Regions from separate parts of the Homo sapiens genome. Here all the other regions are linked to region 1. A link is a loop called in an ENCODE intact Hi-C map of the cell type or tissue named here. Cell type or tissue: endothelial cell of umbilical vein. All regions are shown on one strand.

What was found. Hi-C counts contacts between places; a loop is a spot of excess contacts. Peaks named below come from ENCODE experiments on the same cell type or tissue, not always from the same donor. Only the 100,000 strongest peaks of a DNase experiment are listed, where the experiment ranks them.
Region 2: a loop joins it to region 1, with 10 times the contacts of the local background. A loop is called at or near these places in 71 of 110 quality-filtered maps.
Region 3: a loop joins it to region 1, with 11 times the contacts of the local background. A loop is called at or near these places in 83 of 110 quality-filtered maps.
Region 4: it touches region 1 in a loop (15-fold over the local background); 55 of 110 quality-filtered maps call a loop at or near these places.
Region 5: a loop joins it to region 1, with 8 times the contacts of the local background. A loop is called at or near these places in 18 of 110 quality-filtered maps.

The regions. Positions count from the first base shown.
Region 1 is chr21:38,503,551-38,507,550 of GRCh38, forward strand. It overlaps LOC105372802 (a long non-coding RNA gene), which reads left to right and starts at 268. Exons shown (of 4, transcript XR_937712.3): 1 at 268-439. It also overlaps a transcript of ERG not described here. RefSeq lists an enhancer at 3,527-4,000. In endothelial cell of umbilical vein, a CTCF peak has its summit at 2,327 (motif pointing right); DNase peaks (open chromatin) are centred at 231, 2,291, 2,781 and 3,351; H3K4me3 peaks cover 3,738 bases; H3K27ac peaks cover 3,516 bases.
Region 2 is chr21:39,123,944-39,127,943 of GRCh38, forward strand. It overlaps the pseudogene RPL23AP12. Among named protein-coding and RNA genes, the nearest start is that of LINC02943, 41 kb to the left of the region's middle. RefSeq lists a silencer at 2,080-2,139. In endothelial cell of umbilical vein, a CTCF peak has its summit at 2,202 (motif pointing left); a DNase peak (open chromatin) is centred at 2,168.
Region 3 is chr21:39,136,071-39,140,070 of GRCh38, forward strand. No RefSeq gene overlaps it. Among named protein-coding and RNA genes, the nearest start is that of PSMG1, 45 kb to the right of the region's middle. RefSeq lists an enhancer at 1,171-2,078. In endothelial cell of umbilical vein, CTCF peaks have their summits at 280 (motif pointing left) and 2,281 (motif pointing left); a DNase peak (open chromatin) is centred at 2,261.
Region 4 is chr21:38,709,880-38,713,879 of GRCh38, forward strand. No RefSeq gene overlaps it. Among named protein-coding and RNA genes, the nearest start is that of LINC00114, 62 kb to the right of the region's middle. In endothelial cell of umbilical vein, no CTCF peak of the experiment used is centred here; a DNase peak (open chromatin) is centred at 2,382; H3K27me3 peaks cover 172 bases.
Region 5 is chr21:38,731,666-38,735,665 of GRCh38, forward strand. No RefSeq gene overlaps it. Among named protein-coding and RNA genes, the nearest start is that of LINC00114, 40 kb to the right of the region's middle. In endothelial cell of umbilical vein, a CTCF peak has its summit at 2,400 (motif pointing right); a DNase peak (open chromatin) is centred at 2,606; H3K27me3 peaks cover 293 bases.

The sequences.
Region 1 (4,000 bases):
AAGCCTATCTCAGTCTCCTCAAATTCTGCACACATAAAACTTCAGAGCCTGGGAGCGACCCATGAAACGCAGGTTTTTAAGGACAAAACAATAGGACAAAAGTGCTGTATATTGTCCTTAAGATGACACATGAATTTAAAATGCATAGTGTTTGGATTATTCATGAGAGCCCCGCAAGAACGATGTCCCAGGGGTTTTTGCCAGGAACATGCCTGAGATTGTAGATAAGAATCAAGCATCTGGGGCTGCCGCACAATGGAAAACTCCAGCACTCCATGGAACTTTTCCATCTGCAGCAGTCGGAGGATTTGCCTGAGAACATACGCGGCATGAAGACACTCTCAGCCCTCAAGGGCACCCAGTCAGCGCTGTTTAAGGACGGTTTTTCTGTTCACAGCATACTTCATGATTACAGCTTCACTCCATTGGATACAACTATGTGAGTATGTGTGTATGAGTGTGTGAGTGTGTGTATGAGGGTGTGTGTGTGGGGGGGTAGGGGAGTGCCATATCCCCCAGCAGCACATTAAGAAATAATCCAATTACAATTTAAATAACCATTGTTTCAACACTTTCTCTAAGTGGTGAATGTATTCTTCAGTCTCTTGGTTGATCTGAACTAATAGAAACCAAGGAAACTGTTATCACATACCAAATCCTCAACTTCTCAACACCAAGTTGCAATTTCCTTAATACTGAAGCACACGTCAGTTCAGTTCTATAAGCTCCCATGGAGCAATGATTTCAATAAACACAATTTCATAAGCATCCCACACGTTCTCAAGTTTAGGCCAATTTTGCTCTTACTCAACTCCATATGACTTTAAAAATGCAGGAATATTAAAACCATTATCAAGGACTCCAAATAGGTCAATGTATTATCTGTGGTTTTAAGAAAGAAACCTAAGAGGAGAGTAATTATTTTGTCACCATTATTTAGCTTAAAATAACTTTTAAATGTATTGTTCCAATTATTAGGCTTCTCCATATAATTTGGAAACCATTAAATGAGTTTCAACTTCTTTGTCCGTATAACTGGGTATATCTGAGCATAGATGCTACAGACATCACGTTGCCATTGGTGCCCATAAGGCTTCGTATGCCCACAGGGCATATAATTAAGATTCACAAAAGCATCTGACTGGCATCCCACTCTACCCCCGACTCAGATCCAAAGTATCCTTTCCCAGGTACTGTCCCCTGTCACCATCCTTGGCCAAATTGAGAATTTATCCCAGGTTGTTGAAATTAATTTTGATTTTGATTCTAGTCAGAGTTTTAAATGATTTTTTAAGAAGTGTGTCAATCTCACCTATAAGATACTAAACAGCATCACTTATTTTTGTCTTAATCTGTCACTATTTTATGAATTATTTTTAAAGAAAATACAGATTACTTCTTAAAGAAAGATCATAAGTGGCACTATAATAGCATTCAATTGATAGAAATTGATGTAGAAGCCTGCATTAATAATTTTTCCTGCTGCTTTCTAAAGTTGGCTTTTAGTTTTCGGTTGAGGTGGGCTTTAATTCAGCATCACCTCATTTGATGATTTATTTACTAATTTATTTCCATCACAAATGGAATCAGAAATGAAGCGAAGGCAAAAAATCTTTGCCACAAATTCATTTATATTTGCATGAGTATCACCAGGCTACCTGCGGATGCAATGAAGCCCTATACCCGTGCCTGAAGTCAGGAGCACAGGACACTGGGAGTCTGTCTCAGCGCAGTAACTGCTACATGGTACGCTCCACATGGTATCCTCTCCACCTGAGCCCTCCTCATCCCTCGCCCCCTCTCCACACCTCACCCTCTCCACACTGTATTATCTCCCACTGCAAGCAACGCAGAGGACACAGAGGTGCAGCTGAAGTGAAGGCAGGCCAGTTCTTTTCCAATTCACTCTTATGAAAATGTGTTAAATCCCGTTAAATGCACCGACCTGAACTGAAATGATGATATCAGTAAATTTGTTGTTGTCATCTGATGCCCACACAGATCTCAGCACATGTTTTGGGAAAGGCTGCAGTGTTCAAGGAGTACTAGAAATGTTCTTTCTGAGTGGACTGGCCATGATAAGCCAAAGAATATTATAGCCGATAGGGATAAATCATGGTTTTCCCACTGCGCGGTTGCCTGGTGGAGATTATTCCAGCCTTTATTTACAGCTACAAAAATAATCCTGCCTCAAGGATTTTAGGAAGCAACCACCTCCTGCCTAAAGAACTACACTGCATTGTTGACTTGCCAGCTAGAAACCAGACATGAGTCGTGCAGGGAAGTTCCCTTTGAACGGCTTGAATTGTTGTCACTAGAGGGTGCTAAATGCCCCTCAAAAAGGCCTTTAGAGAGAATACTAGTGTGCCTAATTCTTGATTTAAATTCCTTGAATTGACATTATTTTACAAAGTGGTCTCATTTTTTACTTGTTAAAATTAAGATCTAACATTTATAATGCAGAAATGGTGTTTTTTTTTGAAAAATTTGGATTGTTCATTATTATAGAACATAAAGAAATACACGTTTTAGGAGCAAACATGAATTACACAGATCTGAATATAAGATTAAAGGCATAAATCTGGGGGGGTGAGATTTGTCCATGGAAATTGTATAATTGTTTTATGCCACTGTTAATGATTTTAAAGCCTGAAAAATTTACCACTTTACAATAATTTTAGATTGTTCAATATGTTCCCAAATGTGAGTTGCATCAAATTCGGTAAATGTAGAGTATGTTTGTTTTCTCTGTACACAATACTGACGTCAGTGCTAGTGCCTGCCTAAACTCAGACACCAGTAGATCCTTTTCCAGAACTAAGTGTTATAGGAGGAATATGGATTATACTGTAATATATCAGATGTGAAAAAAGCCTCACGGTCCCTTCCTTTCTCAAAAAAAACGTGTAGTATTTTGGAATATGCATGGAGTATAGCACTTCTAAAAATGGTACTTTATGTATATATGAAGTAAAATAGGCCTTAAAACTTAATATACAGATTTCCTTGAAAATAATCTTATTATACATTTACACTGACTTTTTGGTCATCCAAACATTATGCACTTAAGCAAAAAGAAATATAACCAATTTTGCAACTTTCCTCTTCCTGCCTTTGCTTCTACTTAAAAATATCTGCAGTATTTCCTTTTCTCGCCGCTTCCACTTTGGTTCATATACCAAGGAATCGTGAGGTCAATGGGTGACAGTTGTTTGTCTGTGTTCACGGCTGTCGGGCGGGGCTGGGTGTGGGTAAGGCTCTGACCGACATCTGAAGAGGCTTCACCCACTGCGGTTTAGGATACATTTTCCTCTCGCTCTGCCAGTAGAACAGGGAGGCTAGTTTTCAATGTGTTCTACAGAAGGATAATTAAGGCAGTGTGTCACCTGCTCGTCTGCTATTTTTAAAAGGAAACAAACATAACCTTTGCATGTGAGAGGCATTGCAAACTAGATGGGAGGAGGCCCGGACCCTGTAACAGTCGTACATTCCGGTCCCAGCTTCGCTGGGGTGCAACTGCAGATAAAAGACGCTGGCTCGACAAAAAGCGCCCCTGGGCTCTGCATTGCCAGCATGCACAATACGAATTGCTAATGATGAGCTGGCTTAGGTAGGAACTGAGGACCCTGAGTGCAGGGCTAACCTCTGCTTCACAGGAGGGGTCCACTGGCGCGCGCTGGAGGCGGGGAGCCTTCGTGATATTTCTCCGAAGGGAAGAGTCCATGCAGCATCCTGATAACAGGGACCTTGGCTTCATCCCCAACTGCTCGGTGACCCCGATGCGTCATTTAATTCATTTGTGCCAATATTCCTTTTTCAATCAACCAGTAACTTTGCAGGTTTGTTCAAAGAAGAAATTAAAATGCATTGGAGATGGAAGGCAGCCATCTTCCCGGAGCCCCAGTGCTGACACTGGGAGGGGAACCCCAGGATTCCCTCATGACTGTGTCAGTGATGGCCCTCAACAAGCACTTACTGAATGAGTGAATGAATGAATGAA
Region 2 (4,000 bases), 620 kb after region 1:
CCAAAGACACATATTGACCTAAAGTAAAGGGATGAAAAAAGACATCCCACACAAACAGAAACCCAAAACCAAGCAGGATTAGCTACACTCATATCCAATAAAACAGACTTTGAGTCATAAACAGTAAAAAGAGACAAAGAAGGTCATTATATAATGATAAAGGGATCAATTCAGCAAGAAGATATAACAATTCTAAACATATATGCATCCAACACTGGACCACCAGATATATAAGGCAAATATTATTAGATCTAAAGGGAGAGATAGACTTTAATAAAATGATAGTCAGGGATAGGACTGAGTGGCTTAAGGTGGGTCAGTGAGTTTCCCAGAGCTTCAAGCTTTTAAGTGGAGGAGCTCAGAGTCAAGCCCCTCTCCCAGCTCTGCAGGCCTCAAATACAACCACCATCCCACCAGAAACAGGTCCCCCTTGGCTTTGATGTACCACTGAGTTTGAGGGGCTCCTGAGACCCCCAGACATCTCTTCAAGCAACACTACATCTGAAAGTCACACATCTGAGAGGTCCTTAGGGGTATCAGTCTCATTGGAGACAGTGACAGAAGCTGGAGAAAGGCTGGGAGTGCAGCCCCCCAGCAGGAGGTCTCACCGTGGATGGGAAGAGACCTGAACCATCTTCAAATACTCTTACGTGTCCCATTTTAAGAAAATAGAACCAACGTGTTTCCAGCAAATTGAACACACATGGACATTTTTTAATGAACTCCAGTCAGCCCATCTGTCAAAACTGAAGATGCTGGAGAAACCTAAGACTCCTCTAAAGTTACAGCCAAAAAGATGTGATATACCTCCAAGAACTGCACAAGGGATGCTGCTAGCAACACTTCAGTGTTGTGGTCAACAAAGAAGTGGAGTAGAGGAGGAGTTTCTCTCTTGCCCTTCCCTGCGAAGATCGCTTTCCCCAGCATCGTTCCCAAAAATAGCAGCCGAGCTTTTAAAACACACACACTCCAGATCTGTGCTCCTGGGAGAGCTTGTTCAACTCACATCCTGCATGTACACAGAGCTCTAAATAGAGACTCCTAACTCTATAAAGGAATTCCTTTTAAGGAATCCACCCAAATCTGTTAATAACCAATCGTAGAATAAACACCAAAGGATCAAGTGTGTGTGTGTGTGTGTGTGTTTGCACGTGTGCACGCATGCACATCAGTGCATCTAAGTGTGTATGGGGGTGAGGGACCTTCTCCTTCCAGAACCTCCCTCCTCCCACTTGTCCTGCCACTGCTACTGCCTACTCTGTAGCATAAGGGCCTGCAGACCAACAGGAGCCCAGGCAGCAAATATCACTCCTGAGGGCCCAGATAAGACGCTGTCACTCACCACATACCAAAGAAAATGATATATATATAATATACATAATATATTCAAATATATACAAATTTGTATTTGATATGTATACATTAATTTTATATAGTGATTATAGAGATAGATGATATGTTATATATATTCTGTTTCACTGTGCTTACACTATTTTCACTGTAGAAAAGGGACAAATAGAGGCTGCGGCAGGACGGAAGGGTCACTTGCTTTTACACTGTGTAACTTTTTGTGGCTTTGAATTTTGTACTTGAAAAAATTAATTTGTGTGTGTGTGTCCTGCAGGTAAACTGTTGTCTTCTAAAAAATTTCTGCTTGACTTCCTAATCTCCAGCAGGGACCAAAACTTTTTCAGGAGCTCAGCAAGCCCTCCCCTCCCCACCCATCCCCAACACACATGTACTCACACACATGCATGTCACACACCCACACAACACACATGTACTCACACACATGCATGTCACACACACACCCACGCAACACACATGTACTCACACACATGCATGCCATACACCCACACAGCACACATGTATTCACACATGTATGCCACACACCCACACAGCACACATGTACTCACACACATGCATGCCACACACCCACACAGCACAAATGTATGAACACACATAGGCCATACACACCAGACACACACACCACACTGACACACACACACACACACACACATGCATTTGTCAGGAAAGAGCCTTTCACCACCCGCTGAGACCCCTCCCGCAGCATTTCTGAGCCCAGGTGCAGGGCAGGGCTCAGCTGGCCAACCAGGCCAGCATCAGGTCACAATGAACTCGCAGCATGGATAGGAAAGGCCCAAGTCCTCTAAGCCTCAGAATTCAGTGCCACCTAGAGGCTCCTCTGTTGCATGATTTCTCAATTCTGAGTGAAAAGACAGGCCCAGCCACTGGCCTCATGAAACAGGAGGTGGTCCCATGAGCCTGTAATGTCCAAAGAAGGCACTCATATTTCTTATGAGGACTTGAGAGATTGGGGCTGCCTGTCCGAGCTGCTGGCCAGGTCCCCAAGACCTGGAAGTGCTCAGTATCCCCTCGCAATTTTGCCACTCTACTCAGAGTGCAAACTGGTCAATCACTTCTGGAAACTATCTGGCAATATCTATTTGAGTTGAGCATGTGCAGCCCCTCGGCACAGCAGTCACACTCCTGATCTATACCCAACATATATGTGCATATAAAACTCCTGCCCACCCCAGCTCACTGAAATAAGGCCCCTGAAAATCCCAGCCCCTCAGCTGGGCCATTCCCCCTTGCAGGGAAAGGGCTGGAGGAAGCTGGGAGCTCATGTTGCTCCCAGGCCCAGCAGCATCGCAAGTGTGGATGGCTCCCTCCATCCTGCCCCCTCTCGGTCCCCACCCTCTGAAGCAGCGGTTCTTAGCCAGGGATGATTTTGTCCCCTGGGGACATTTGGCAATATCTGGAGACATTTTTGCTTGGCATACCCGGGGAAGAGGATGTACTGGCAGCTGGTGGGTAGAGGCCAGGGGTTCTGTGCAGCATCCTACGGTGCATTGGGCAGCCCCACGTGAAGGAGCATCCGGCTCCAAACGGCAATAGCAATGAAGCCAAGATATTGTGCCTTAAGTTCTCAATGGCGGAAGAGTGGGTGTAAATTATTACTTATTTTAAATAATTGGGCATTTCAGCTAAAGATTTAGAATTAAAAAATTCTATTACAGGAGAATTCAGTTCTAAGGCAGATGCATTTATCTTGCATTTTAAAAGAACAAAGCTGCCTAATGAAAACGGCAGAGTGAGACCATGCACTTCCTGGGCTTTAGATGCATCTTTTTCCCAGCCTGGGAAGCTGTTCCATTCTCCAGCGAACACCACTTACTACCTAATGACTGTTCCCCCATGGACCTGTGAGTGCACTGAAATCCAAAGTTCTTATGCTGGATCACTCAAAGGGATAAAAATACATTTCTACTCATTCTTTTCTTCCCTAAAGGCAATGTCTTGTTTATCCTTCCTTGTCTCTAAATAGATAATTTAATCAAAATGAACTAGCCAGATGATCTACAATAATCAACATTAGCTGTGAAAATTGTTTATGGAACTACTCGCTACCCAGCACAGATGTATTCACATTTCCTTCATAGTGCCTGGATTCTACTAGACATCACAGAAGCACATTCCCTACAAATTAGTGATTATATATATTCATTGTTTTTTTTTTGTTTTGTTTTGTTTTTTTTGCCAAATGCTTTCTAGATTGTTGCCCTATTTGTTGTTTAAGAAATGCTGACCCTTTTCACAAGACAGTGCTGAAAGCGAAGAAAGAAGTTCCTGCCCCTCCTAAAGCCAAAGCCAAAGCAAAGGCTTTAAAGGCCAAGAAGGCAGTGTTGAAAGGTGTTCACAACCACAAAAAAAAGAAGATCCACACGTCCCCCACCTTCCGGCGGCCCAAGACACTGCAACTCCGGAGGCAGCCCAAATATCCTTGGAAGAGCACCCCCAGGAGAAACAAGCTTGACCACTATGCTATCATCAAGTTTCCGCTGACCACTGAGTCGGCCATGAAGAAGACAGGAGACAATAACACACGTGTGTTCATGGTGGATGTTAAAGCCAACAAGCACCAGATCAAACAGGCTGTGAAGAGGCTCTATGATATTGACATGATCAAGGTCAA
Region 3 (4,000 bases), 630 kb after region 1:
TTGTCCAGGCCCGTAGAACATACAACCCCAAGAGTGAGCCCTGTGTAAACTCTGGCTCTGGTGAATCCATGTCATTACACGTTTGTCCAGGCCCGTAGAACATACAACTCCAAGAGTGAGCCCTGTGTAAACTCTGGCTCTGGTGAATCCATGTCATTACACGTTTGTCCAGGCCCGTAGAACATACAACTCCAAGAGTGAGCCCTGTGTAAACTCTGGGCTCTGGGCGACGGTGATGCACCAATGCAGGTTCATCCATTGTAACAAATGTACCCTCTGGTGGAGGATGTTGATAATGGCGGAGGCTGTGCATGTGTAGGGGCTGAGAAACCTCTGTACCTTCCACTCAATTTTGCTGTGAACCTAAAACTTCTCTAAAAAGTAAAGTCTATGAATTTAAAATATATACGCATATATATATATATATATATATATGACTATTCATGTTATTTGTTTCTGCCTCTGCAGTCAGGAGACACTTGCAACCATGTACACTTCCAACAGATACCATCTGCCTTCCTGCCACTTCTCATCCACCCCATTGTGAACTCACAAAACACATCCCAATTCCTTCCCAAGCTGAAAATCCGGAAAACAAACCACCTGTGTCCACCAGCATGCCACTGCCTCTGGTGCACCCACATTGCCTTCATGGCCCTGACACGGACTTGGGTTTGATGGACCTGGGAGTCAGTTGGCCCCAGGCCGGATGGCCCCCACTCAGGTCCTGTGTGTGCACATGAGTCCAAGAGACCCTGGGCTCAATTCTCAGCTGAAACCTGAACTCTGCAGGATGGGTCAGTCATCTGCCGCAGGCATTTGCCAGGCCTGGCTCACTGAGTCATAACGAGGTTAGTTATGTGACTGTCAGCCCTGGAGGGCAGGCAGAGGCTGCTCACATCCCTTTGTGGGGCCTTAGGGCTTCACGCTGGACCTGGACCCACACAGGAATTCCCTTAGTGTTTCTTTTTCTTTTTTTTTCTTTTTTTTTTTTTAAGAGAAGGGGTCTCACTGTGTTGTCCAGGCTAGTTTCAATCTCCTGACCTCAAGTGACCCACCCTCCTCGGCCTCCCAAAGTGCTGGGATTACAGGTGTGAGCCACAGCACCCAGCCTCAAACGGTCTTTTCTTTGTGACAGCATCCAGTCTCCTAGAATCCAGCTCCCAGCTATCCATGAAAACCCTCATGGCCTCGGCTGGAAGAAGAGAGCTGGCAGCAGATCAGACAGAAAGCACCAGACAGAACCCTAAGGCCATCACCTCCCACACTCCTGAGTCAGCAGAGGTCGCAGATAAAACCTGCCTGGAGAGGGCCCTCTGCCTGTGGGCTCTTAGCTCTCAGCTCTCAGCTCTGCAGCCTGGAAGGAAACCCAGGAGGTGTGAGTTGATGATTGCAGAGAAGAGAGCTGGGAGGTCAGCCCCTCCAAAGGTGCCTGCCCAGAGCGCGTGGGGTCACATATGGAAACCATTTCTGGGGAGGGAGAGCGGGAATCTGGAAATGAGGCCACACCAGGGGGTCCGGCCATGAATACAAGAAGGAAAGCCTTGTTGAAGGGAGGCCCATGGCAGACACAGCTCAGTGGAAGGAGGAAAATACTCAGCATTCCAACAACTTCTAGTAAGAAATCTTAAAAAAACGGAGAAATCCACGCGCTTGTGGTTTTAATCAATGCAACAACGCAACAGGAGGCTGGCTCAGAGCAACGCGAGGATGAGGCAGGGCCCAGAACACTGAGGCCTAAATGTGGAGCACACCAGTGTGGACATGAAAAACTGGCAGTGTGATCTGAGACCACTCAGTGGCCCCTTTAAGTGGTGACAATTTCCACCCAGAAGAAACGGGTGACAATTTTGAGATCCTGATTCAATAGGTTCCCCACAGATCAGTTTCTCCTCGGAGAACAGAACCTCCTGAATCTTAAGAATATTAATATCTCCAGGGCTGAATGTCCCAGCACTACTGATAAAGAACAGCCTCTTCCAGGAAAAGGAGCAGTTTTTTATCTTTGCTAATAACCAGCCAGTCTCATAAAAACTGGGAGGGAAAAAAAATCCTTAAAAATATTTACTTAAAAAACAATCAATAGACACACTAAAAAGCTCATGCATACTGATTTCTTTGATGTGTTTTTAATTGCTTAAGGGTCTTTGTAGAAAAATGAGCAAAGAGCATTATTTATACATTTACATATTTAGAAGAGAGCAGGTTAAAAACTCCAACTTCACCAGCAGCAGCAAAGAACCTTTGTTGAGCAATACTGTCCCCTTGTGTCCAATCTTCACTTAATGCTTTCCTAAGTTAAGTACAGCTGCTTGATGGGACATTCTGCAGTAGTAAACGACTTCTACATTTTGCTGCCCTTTAAGACTTGCATTCCTGCAGGAAACATGCATATGCAATACCAATTCTAAGTAAGGGGAAATCTGATTTAAGAAAATTGGCCTCAGGTATTCATGATGGAGTTCACAGCATGGGAAAATGTGGGCCATCGATGTGGTGAAGAAAGCCTCACTTCCATCCCAGCTTTTTCACTGTTCCCCACGAGTAAGTAAGTGAACGGCAAATGTGCAAGGGAGTTAAAGTGTAAATTCCTCCCGGCCCATATAATTGACTTGCTGAATTTTTGCAGTAACAAAAGACTGCTGTTCAAAACATTTCCAGTGACATTTTAAGACTACCTATAAAGAGAAGTTCGGGCCGGGCGCAGTGACTCACGCCTGTAATCCCAGCACTTTTGGAGCCGAGGCGGGCGGATCACGAGGTCAGGAGATCGAGACCATCCTGGCTAACACGGAGAAAGCCCGTCTCTACTAAAAATACAAAAAATTAGCCGGGCGTAGTGGTGAGCGCCTGTAGTCCCAGCTACTCGGGAGGCTGAGGCAGGAGAATGGCATGAACCCGGGAGGCGGAGCTTGCAGTGAGCCGAGATCTGGCCACTGCACTCCAGCCTGGGCGACAGAACAAGACTCCGTCTCAAAAAAAAAAAAAAAAGAAAAGAAAAGTTCGCGTTGGTCATTTTTGTGCTGTTTATGATGTATAATCATTGGCACTGTCCCCACAGTGTCTTAATCCTGATATTCAGCAAATATTTATCCAACAGGGGTTTACTTATTTATTTTTGAGACAGATTATTATTTATTTATTTATTTATTCACTCGTCACCCAGGCTGGACTGCAATGGCGTGATCTTGGCTCACTGCAACCTCTGCTTCCCAGGTTCAAGCTATTCTCCTGCCTCAACCTCCTGAGTAGCTGGGATTACAGGCACCACGCCCAGCTAATTTTTGTGTTTTTAGTAGAGACAGGGTTTCGCCATGTTGGCCATGCTGGTCTCGAACTCCTGACCTCAAGCGATCCACTCACCTCAGCCTCTCAAAGTGCTGAGATTACAGGCATGAGCCACTGCACCCATCCAAACCATTGTGCTCTTTTCTGTATGCGGGACTTGGGAAAGGTGGGACACTCTGGAGATTCCTGCCTCAAGCCACATTCTCCTCTGCAAGATGGCTAAAATATTTTGTGCTTTGTGAAAGAGCAGAATCTGTTTTGTACCTAAGGCCTCTGGTCTCTAAATCCTAAAATCTCTCCGCTGGGGTCCCCTGAAGTGTCTGGTACTTACTGCTCTTCTCGCTGTGCCTAATTAAGATGATCTGGATTCGCATGACAGGAACATATGGTAATTAAGTACCAAAATCTCACAAAAGCACCAGAAATCAAAAATAGATTTTTCTAGTAAAGTCAGAATTAAAATCCCTATTTTTTTAAGTCTTCTTAAAGAGACATACATACCATAAAAGTTCTAGCAAAGAATTTATAAACCGAAATGTAGAATGACTTCACATATAATCTGCAAATCAGGCTGCTGTGTGACCTACTTCTATTCCCATTTTATGAGTAGGAAAACTGAGGTAAAAAAAAAAAAAAAACAGGGTTTGAGTACTACTTGCAAGTCACCGGCATCAGTCTCCCATGTATACCCACAGTCAGACGTCACCACAGC
Region 4 (4,000 bases), 210 kb after region 1:
AAAAAAAAAAAAAAAAAAAAAAAAAACCTAGTTCTAGTGGATCAGGGAGGAGATGGATTTGAGAGTGAGCTCCCATCTCCTTGGCTGAAGAACTCGACTAAAGCCTTCTTCCTTGGAAATACTCATTGTCTCAGTGATTTGCTTTCTGTGCCTGAAGCTGCAGGGCCTAGACCCCCTGGTGTTACAGTAACATCCTCACATAGAGGAAGCTGAGGAAGCTCTCTGGGGCCTCTTCTATAGGGGCATTAATCTCATCCATGACGGCTCCACCTTCATGACCTAATCACCCTCCAAAGGCCCCACTTCCACACACACCACTTGGAGTTTAGGATTTCTACATATAAATTTTCGGGAAAGGACAGAAATATTCAGACCGCAGCAGAAGGTCTAAGTATTTTTAAAAGAAAAAGAAAGGAGAAGACAGAGGAAGAAAAGAGGAGAGGAGGAAAAATAGAAGGAGAAAAAGAAATCAAGAGATGTAAAAAAAAGTCACATTTAATCACACTTGGAATCAGAAAACAACAGAGCCACAGTGACAACCATGTGATTTAGTGTGGGGGAAAGTGCAGCAAGATTTCCTGTGGGGGGATGTAGCAGCACAACTTTTTAAATAAGCAACTTTTATGGAAAAAAATTTGACTTTACCATTTTTCGTATATTCTGATTTGGTAATTTCATTCTCGTCATCTGTCCTGAGAAAATAATCTGTGGGCAACGCTGTTTTGTTTTATTTTGTTTTGTTTTGTTTTTGAGACGGAGTTGCACTCTTGTAGCCCAGGCTGGAGTGCAATGGTGTGATCTCAGCTCACTGGAACCTCTCCCTCCCGGGTTCAGGTAATTTCCTGCCTCAGCCTCCCGAGTAGCTGGGATTGCAGGCACCCGCCACCATGCCTGGTTAATTTTTGTATTTTTTAGTAGAGACAGGGTTTCACCATGTTGGCCAGGCTGGTCTTGAACTCCTGACCTCAGGTGATCCACCCGCCTCGGCCTCCTATAGTGCTGGGATTACAGGCATGCGACACCGTGCCTGGCCAGCTATTTATAGCAATAAAATATCAAAGGCCTAAATGTCCAACATGAGGGAAGGGGTCACTCTGATGGGGTTCTATATCCTTCTTCAAACATGATTATCGAGAGATCTAAATAGCAGGAAAATGTTTGAAATACGATTTTTCAGGAAAAAAAATAAAAAAAATCAACAATGTATAGGGGGGAAAATGTCCAGAAATAAAAGTGGAAGGAAATATGCCAATGTATAATGAGTTGGCTCAGGAATAGAGAGAAAATATCATTATTATTTTTTTACTACTTGGTATTTGTATGTTTCTAAATTCTGTATAATGAGCATGCATTTCTTTGAAAACATCAGAATAAAAGTAAATTAAAAGATGTAGTAATAATTATATCAAGAGATCCCTTCTTTGGTAAGAAAATGGGTTGACTTTGCTATGCCTGCTAGACATTATGCTGTGGCAGAAGTAATCAACCTGCATTGTATTCTGAGTACTTCCTCCAGAAAACAGCTCTGATAAGCAGTCCAATCTCAGAGGAAGGTGAAGAAGGGCATCACAAAAGTGTCCTCCAGTATCCCTGTATTTCTGTCTGTTTTTATATCAGCTGCTCCTGCGAAACTCCTATAACAACCACTAAACCAGCCCCAAAGCTGGTGGAGTCTAGTGAGATATTCATTTCAATGGATTTGAGCTTCTGTTGTTTTAATGTGTATGTCTTGTGTGTCAGTAAGTGAATTTCTGTGTAGTAGAATAAATAGATTTTTCCATTTTTTCCTGCAATGCCTGTATATTACTCTAATCGGAAAGATGGGACCACATTTTTAAAAGAATATTGTTAGAAAATAATTGAAGGGGCTTTAAAAGTAAAGATCAAAAGGGGAAATATTTCTATTTTTTTCTCAAATAAAATGTCAAAAGTGTTTCAGCTTTGAGTTAGCATTCAACCGTCCTGCAATGCTTTGGAGAGTGAGAAAAGGTGTGGCATATCTCCCAAAACACAAAGAAGAATATATTAATGAATGTATTGTCTGTGGCCGTTTCATACTACAACACCAGAGTTGTGCAGTTGCTACAGACTGTGTTTGGCTTACAAAGCCAAAAACATTTATTATCTGGCCCTTTGCAGAAAAGGTTTACTAAACCCTGGCGTTACATGTCATGACATTAAAAACACTTGAGTTTGCAAAATCTGTCTTAGAGAAGATAGATAAGTTTCTTTCAATAATGCTGCTTTTAGAAATTCAACCTTAAGCTTTCTTGACAGAAGCACATTGAATCAATTTGGATTGCCTCTGGCTGCAAGGAACAGGAAAGCCAACAGTGGCTTATAGACACAGGGTGAACTCAGCTCAGGCAGGACAGACTCTCTGGTGCCATCTGGCTGTTTCCAGCTTTTCATCCTTAGCAAGAGGTGCTTGTCTGTGCTTTTGCCTTAAGGTCACAAGGTGCTGCTGCACCACAGTCCTCAGGCTCACCATCCAGCAGGAAAGAGAAAGAAAAAGATAACTAGAACAAAGGCAGAAAAGCAATTCCTTTTTATTCTGGAGGGCCTCCCTTTCCTGCGATTTACAGCTTCTTTTGAATGCCCTGTTATGTCGTATGGCTTTTGGAAACAGCAGAGTTGCCTGGGTGAGTTATTTTTCTTTAACTAGGCATGTTGAGGCCACAAACCATATGAGGGTTTTGTTAGATAGAAAGGGGACGACATGTACATTGGATGGGCAGCTGATGGTGTCTGCTGCAAATATATACAGCATCACCACCAAGAAGCCTATGTATTGATACATTGAATGTATCATCTGCTTTCAAATTGTTTTACTGCAAGCAGTAAAATGAATGCAAACCCCTAGGTACTGACTAAGCTTGTCCCCTGTCCTGCCTAGTTGTCAGCCCTGTTTCCTAATATGAGGCTGTCCTTTCTAGGGTCCTTTGAACTCCCTTCATATCTCTCCCAGACAAAAGCTCTAAAGGCGGAGATAAAGCTCCTGGGGCTGGGAGGGCACAGCCACCCGCCCTCAGCAGCACATCTGTTCAGGGATATGAAGTACCTTCTCCTTGCTATAGAAGCCCCTAGTTTTAGTGGGTCAGTTTACTTTCCCCCATCTCCTCCAAGGACAAATAATTTGTATCTGTAGAGACTGCCCTTGGCCTTGTCTTCGGTAATCCATACTCTGAGTTATTTGGTGGGGGGAGGGGGGGGCGGGGGGGGGGCGCATTCATATCTCATGGCTCCTTAAAGAAGTTCCAAAATCCAGACACATGACCGACTCCCTGGTCCCTGCAATTTTAACTCATCTAGAAGAACCACTCTTGATTTCTGAATGGTTCCTCCATTGTACCATAGAATTCTGACAGGTATTTCTTAATTAACCGTTCAAACTTTCTTCCCTGAAGAGTTTAACAGCACAAAAACCCAACAAAATATGCATAATCTTTAAATAAACTCAACAAAGTCTGCTTCATAAAAGCATTACACTTTCCAAATTCTTTATTCCTTCACCCACTTCTTCAATATTTATGAATTATAGATGTGGAAGAGGATTTATCATGATAAAGTATCTATATTTCAAACCCACCAGTGATTTACTTCTCAGGGGTGACCAAAAAAGATGCAGATTGATGTGCAACAATTGAACACAGGTGGGAGTGTCCACCCTCTGCCACTGTGCTAGTTATGCACGGTGTTGTTCCGTTTCCATTGTCTCTCCAGGAGCCACCTTGAGACTATTTGTTGGACATGCTCTTGCTGATTCACTCACTGCCATCATCCAAGGCAGAAGATACTGAGAATCATACAAACAGGGACCCATTCCAGAATTCTAAAGGGCTAAAGCTGAAAATGACTTTAGTGATTCCCTGAGCAACTTTCTAATTTTAGAGACTAAAACCCCCAAACCCAAAGAGGCTGAGATCCCCGAGCCTCTCCCCCAAGTTTTAATTGGTATGTTACATTAAACAATGTAATTTGGCTGTGTTCTGTCTCCCTG
Region 5 (4,000 bases), 230 kb after region 1:
ACTTCTGTAACTAAATGCAGGGTTTTACGGAGCTTGAGAGGTCTCTACAATTTGTTATCTTTTAGATATTTAGATTTTTTTTCCTTTTAATCTTTATACTCTTATTTCGAACTTTCATTTAATTTTTTAGTTGAAATGAAAGTTAGACTTAACTGCAAACACTTTAAGATGAGCTCAGTTTCCTGCTCACATATTGTCTTCAGAACCCCATTCCCCACCGGCATCTGATGCCCAGCCAATTCTCGGTACACATTTGTCATCTGTTTAGCAAAGAAGAAAGCCTCACAGATGTGAAGTGACTTACCTAGGCTGCATCATAAGACTGACAGAGGCAGGGCCAGAACCTTCTTCTGAATCAAATCCCGTCCCAACCTCCCTACCCAGAGAGAAAGCCTAGCTAAATTGCTAAATTACCTGCAGGCCAGGCCCTATTCCAGCTGCATGCAATTCTTTTTTTTTTTTTTTTTTTTTTTTGCCTTGCAATGCACTGGGGGCCATGTTAAGAACATCCTTAGTTCGGTACAACTTTAGACTGGTGGGTTGTTGTCTAGAAAATATTTTTTCTACTAGAAAATTATTTGTTCAAGCTTTGGGAGAACTTGCAAAAAACATTTTCAACTTTGTTTAAAAATCATAGTTAATGCTTCAAAACCCAACCCATGTCCTAATTCCAGTCCTCTCCTCTCTAGAGGAGAGCGTAGGGCTTTTCCTTTCCACCCTGCTGCCCAACCAGTAGCCAGGACCCTTCCCTGGAGAGGTCACCTGCCCACCATCCTGTCCCCTTCAACCCCCAAGTGCAAAGTCACCAGGTGCCAGCTCCCTATACCCCTCACCCCTCACCTGCACTCTCTCCTGACGGTGACTCCTTGCAGCCCTCACTTGTACACATGGGCAGGAAAAGGGAGCCAGTTCCTTGGGCATAGGGCTGCCCCCTAGGCAGAAAGATAAAGATCCACGCCCTATTCACCCCACCTCTGCCCAGTCCAAGGGAAGCCATCATCAACCTTCCACCATCTCCTTGGCAAACTCCAATTTTTTAACCCACACACCCAATATCTATTAAAATATTGATTTGTTTTGTAAATAATATACAAGTGTTCAAATAATTTTTATGTGTCCTATAAAAATAAAAGTACTGAAATTTGAGATAAAAATAGGTATGAAGAGAAATCCTAATATTTTCTTTCAGCACCCCCAGGAGACTGCTTACAGAGGTATTTGCTCGCACACATACACACACTCCTTGAGGTGTGCACACTCTTCTCAGAACCTTTCCATCCAGCGTGTTCTGGAGCCTGGGTCTGTAGCATCAGTGCTCTGCGTCGACCACTGGGGAGTGGGGAGGGGTGGGCACCCATCAAACAAGCACTTTAGGCACACTTCACCCATCCTGTCCACCATGGACAGAATGCTAGAGGAAAAAAATTTTCTCATGTTTTTTGCCTGTATCTGCTTTTGTATTTTTACATTACCAAAGCCCATCCTACTCAGCCTTTAGAATTCTAAAGAATACAATTTATGTAATGTATAGCTGAGGGTATAGGATGGCGCTCAGTTCAGTATCTTTGTGTTTCCTTTTCCCTTTCTTAAAAACAGGGCTTTGCTGTGTCACCGAGGCTGGAGGGCAGTGGCGTGATCATGGTTCACTGCAACCTCGAATTTCTGGGCTCTAGCCATCCTCCCTCCTCAGCCTCCTGAGTAGCTGGAACTACAGGTGCATGCCATCAGACTCAGTTATTTTTAAAATTATATTTGTAGAGACAGGGTCTTGCTCAGGGTGATCTCAAACTCCTGGGCTCAAGCCATCCTCCTACCTCAGTCTCCTAAAGTGCTGGAATTACAGGAGTGAGCCACCATGCCCAGCCTCAGTATATTTTTTTGTTTTGTTTTGTTTTGTTTTGTTTTGTTTTGTTTTGTTTTGAGACGCAGTCTCGCTCTGTCGCCCAGGCTGGAATGCAGTGGCACAATCTCGGCTCACTGCAACCTCCACCTCCCGGGTTCAAGCGATTATCCTGCGTCAGCCTCGCGAGTAGCTGGGATTACAGGCGCACGCCACCAAACCCGGCTAATTTTTGTATTTTTAGTAGAGACGGGGTTTCACCATGTTGGCCAGGATGGTCTCGAACTCCTGACCTCGTGATCCGCCCGCCTTGGCCTCCCAAAGTGCTGGGATTACAGGTGTGAGCCACTGTGCCGGGCCAGCCTCAGTATTTTTAAACCCAAATTATTGCCAGAGAAATTGGTATATTTATTCAGATGAAAAATACTTGCATTAGTAAGCGAAAATATCTGTCATCGTCACTTTACAGAAAATGGAAAAGGATGAGGATTGCACAAAAACTAGAAATTCCATCCCGGGTGTTTTTCCTCCTCAGCAACGGGCACAGGTCGTTCCAGTTTTGGCCAGGCGGTGGCGCTCGAGGCAAACGGTGTCATGAAACGGTCACTGGATGCACTGACCCTGAAGATGCTCTCAAAGCACGAGTCCGTTCATCAGAGAGTGGACTTGACACCCATCAGAAACATTCCCGGAGTGCGTTGGTGTGAAGGTGCGAGGAGAGTCGGGGAAGCATCCCGAAGCCCTGCTAGGCGAATGGGTACTGCTGAGATTACAGGGTCAGCACAAAGCAGAATACAGGACCCGAAAATAACAGCTGCACCGGAAGAATACTTGACCACTGTTTAAGAAGGAATTTGACGAAGAGCAGTCACCGAGTGCAGCCCTGGGCCGGCTAAAGGAAAAGAAAAAAAATCACTCAACTGCCGCTCGGCGGCGGGAATGCCAGGCGGGTCAGAGAAGGGAAACAGGGTGCTTTGCAGCCGCGGTGCAGGCGCAGGGCAACCCCCTGCCCAGCACTGAAGTCTAGAGCAGGCTCTGCGGGTAAATAGGAGAAAATCCTAGTGAGCCTTATTGTGATTCAACATTTAGAATTTTCCCCCAGTTCTGACCTTGAGATTTAATAAAAGGCGTTTTCAAGTTACACTGGTTCTCTTTTCATATGGAAATGAATTTGGGGTGATTGTTTTCACTGGTGTCTTATTACTTTACGAAATTATGAGCACCCCTTTGCAAGGAAAAATACCTTCTGTCCTTTGGATTGCTGGTTAAATACGGGTAATTTTCATTCCTATTTAAATCAACTTGAAAAAACAAAAGGAGGCCACGTAGGCAAAAGTTCGTTTTGAGGAAGGAAGTTCTCCTAAAAGCTAGGGTAAGTAGATTTTGCTTCAATCTGCATATTTTTCAAGGAAAGACTTTTAAAACGAAATGTTTCTAAAACCTGAAATTTTAAAGGCAAATACATAGTCTTTTTAATAAAGCAAAGCATATTCTGCATTCCCACCTTTTACGAGAATAAAATAAAATATCTAGAGACAAATACATTTGGATTTGTGAAAGGAAAATAAATATTGGGACCACAAAATCACTAAGCTAAAGAGAAAAGTCAAGCTGGAAACTGCTTAGGTCAAACCTGCCTCCCATCCCTCTGCTTGCTAAGATGAATGCATATCTGCTTGCCTCATTTTAAAAAGTTAATCAGAAACTCAAAAGAGGCAATCATTTGTCTCTTTTTTTTTTTTAGATGGAGTTTCACTCTTGTTGCCCAGGCTGGGGTGCAGGGGCGCTATCTCGGCTCACTGCAACCTCCACCTTCCACTTTCAAGCCATTCTCCTGCCTCAGCCTCCTGAGTAGCTGGGATTACAGGTGCACACCACCACACCTGGCTAATTTTTGTATTTTTAGTAGAGATGGGATTTCACCATGTTGGCCAGGCTGGTCTCGAACTCCTGACCTCGTGATCCTCCTGCCTCAGCCTCCCAAAGTGCTGGGATTACAGGCATTAGCCACCACACCTGCTCATTTGTCTCTTAACTACCTGTGACATGGAAGCCCTGTCTCTGCTTCAAGTTGTCCTGCCTTTCCAGACCGAACCAAGATACATTTTACATATGTTGATCAATGTCTCATGTCTCCCTAAAATGTATAAACCCAAGCTA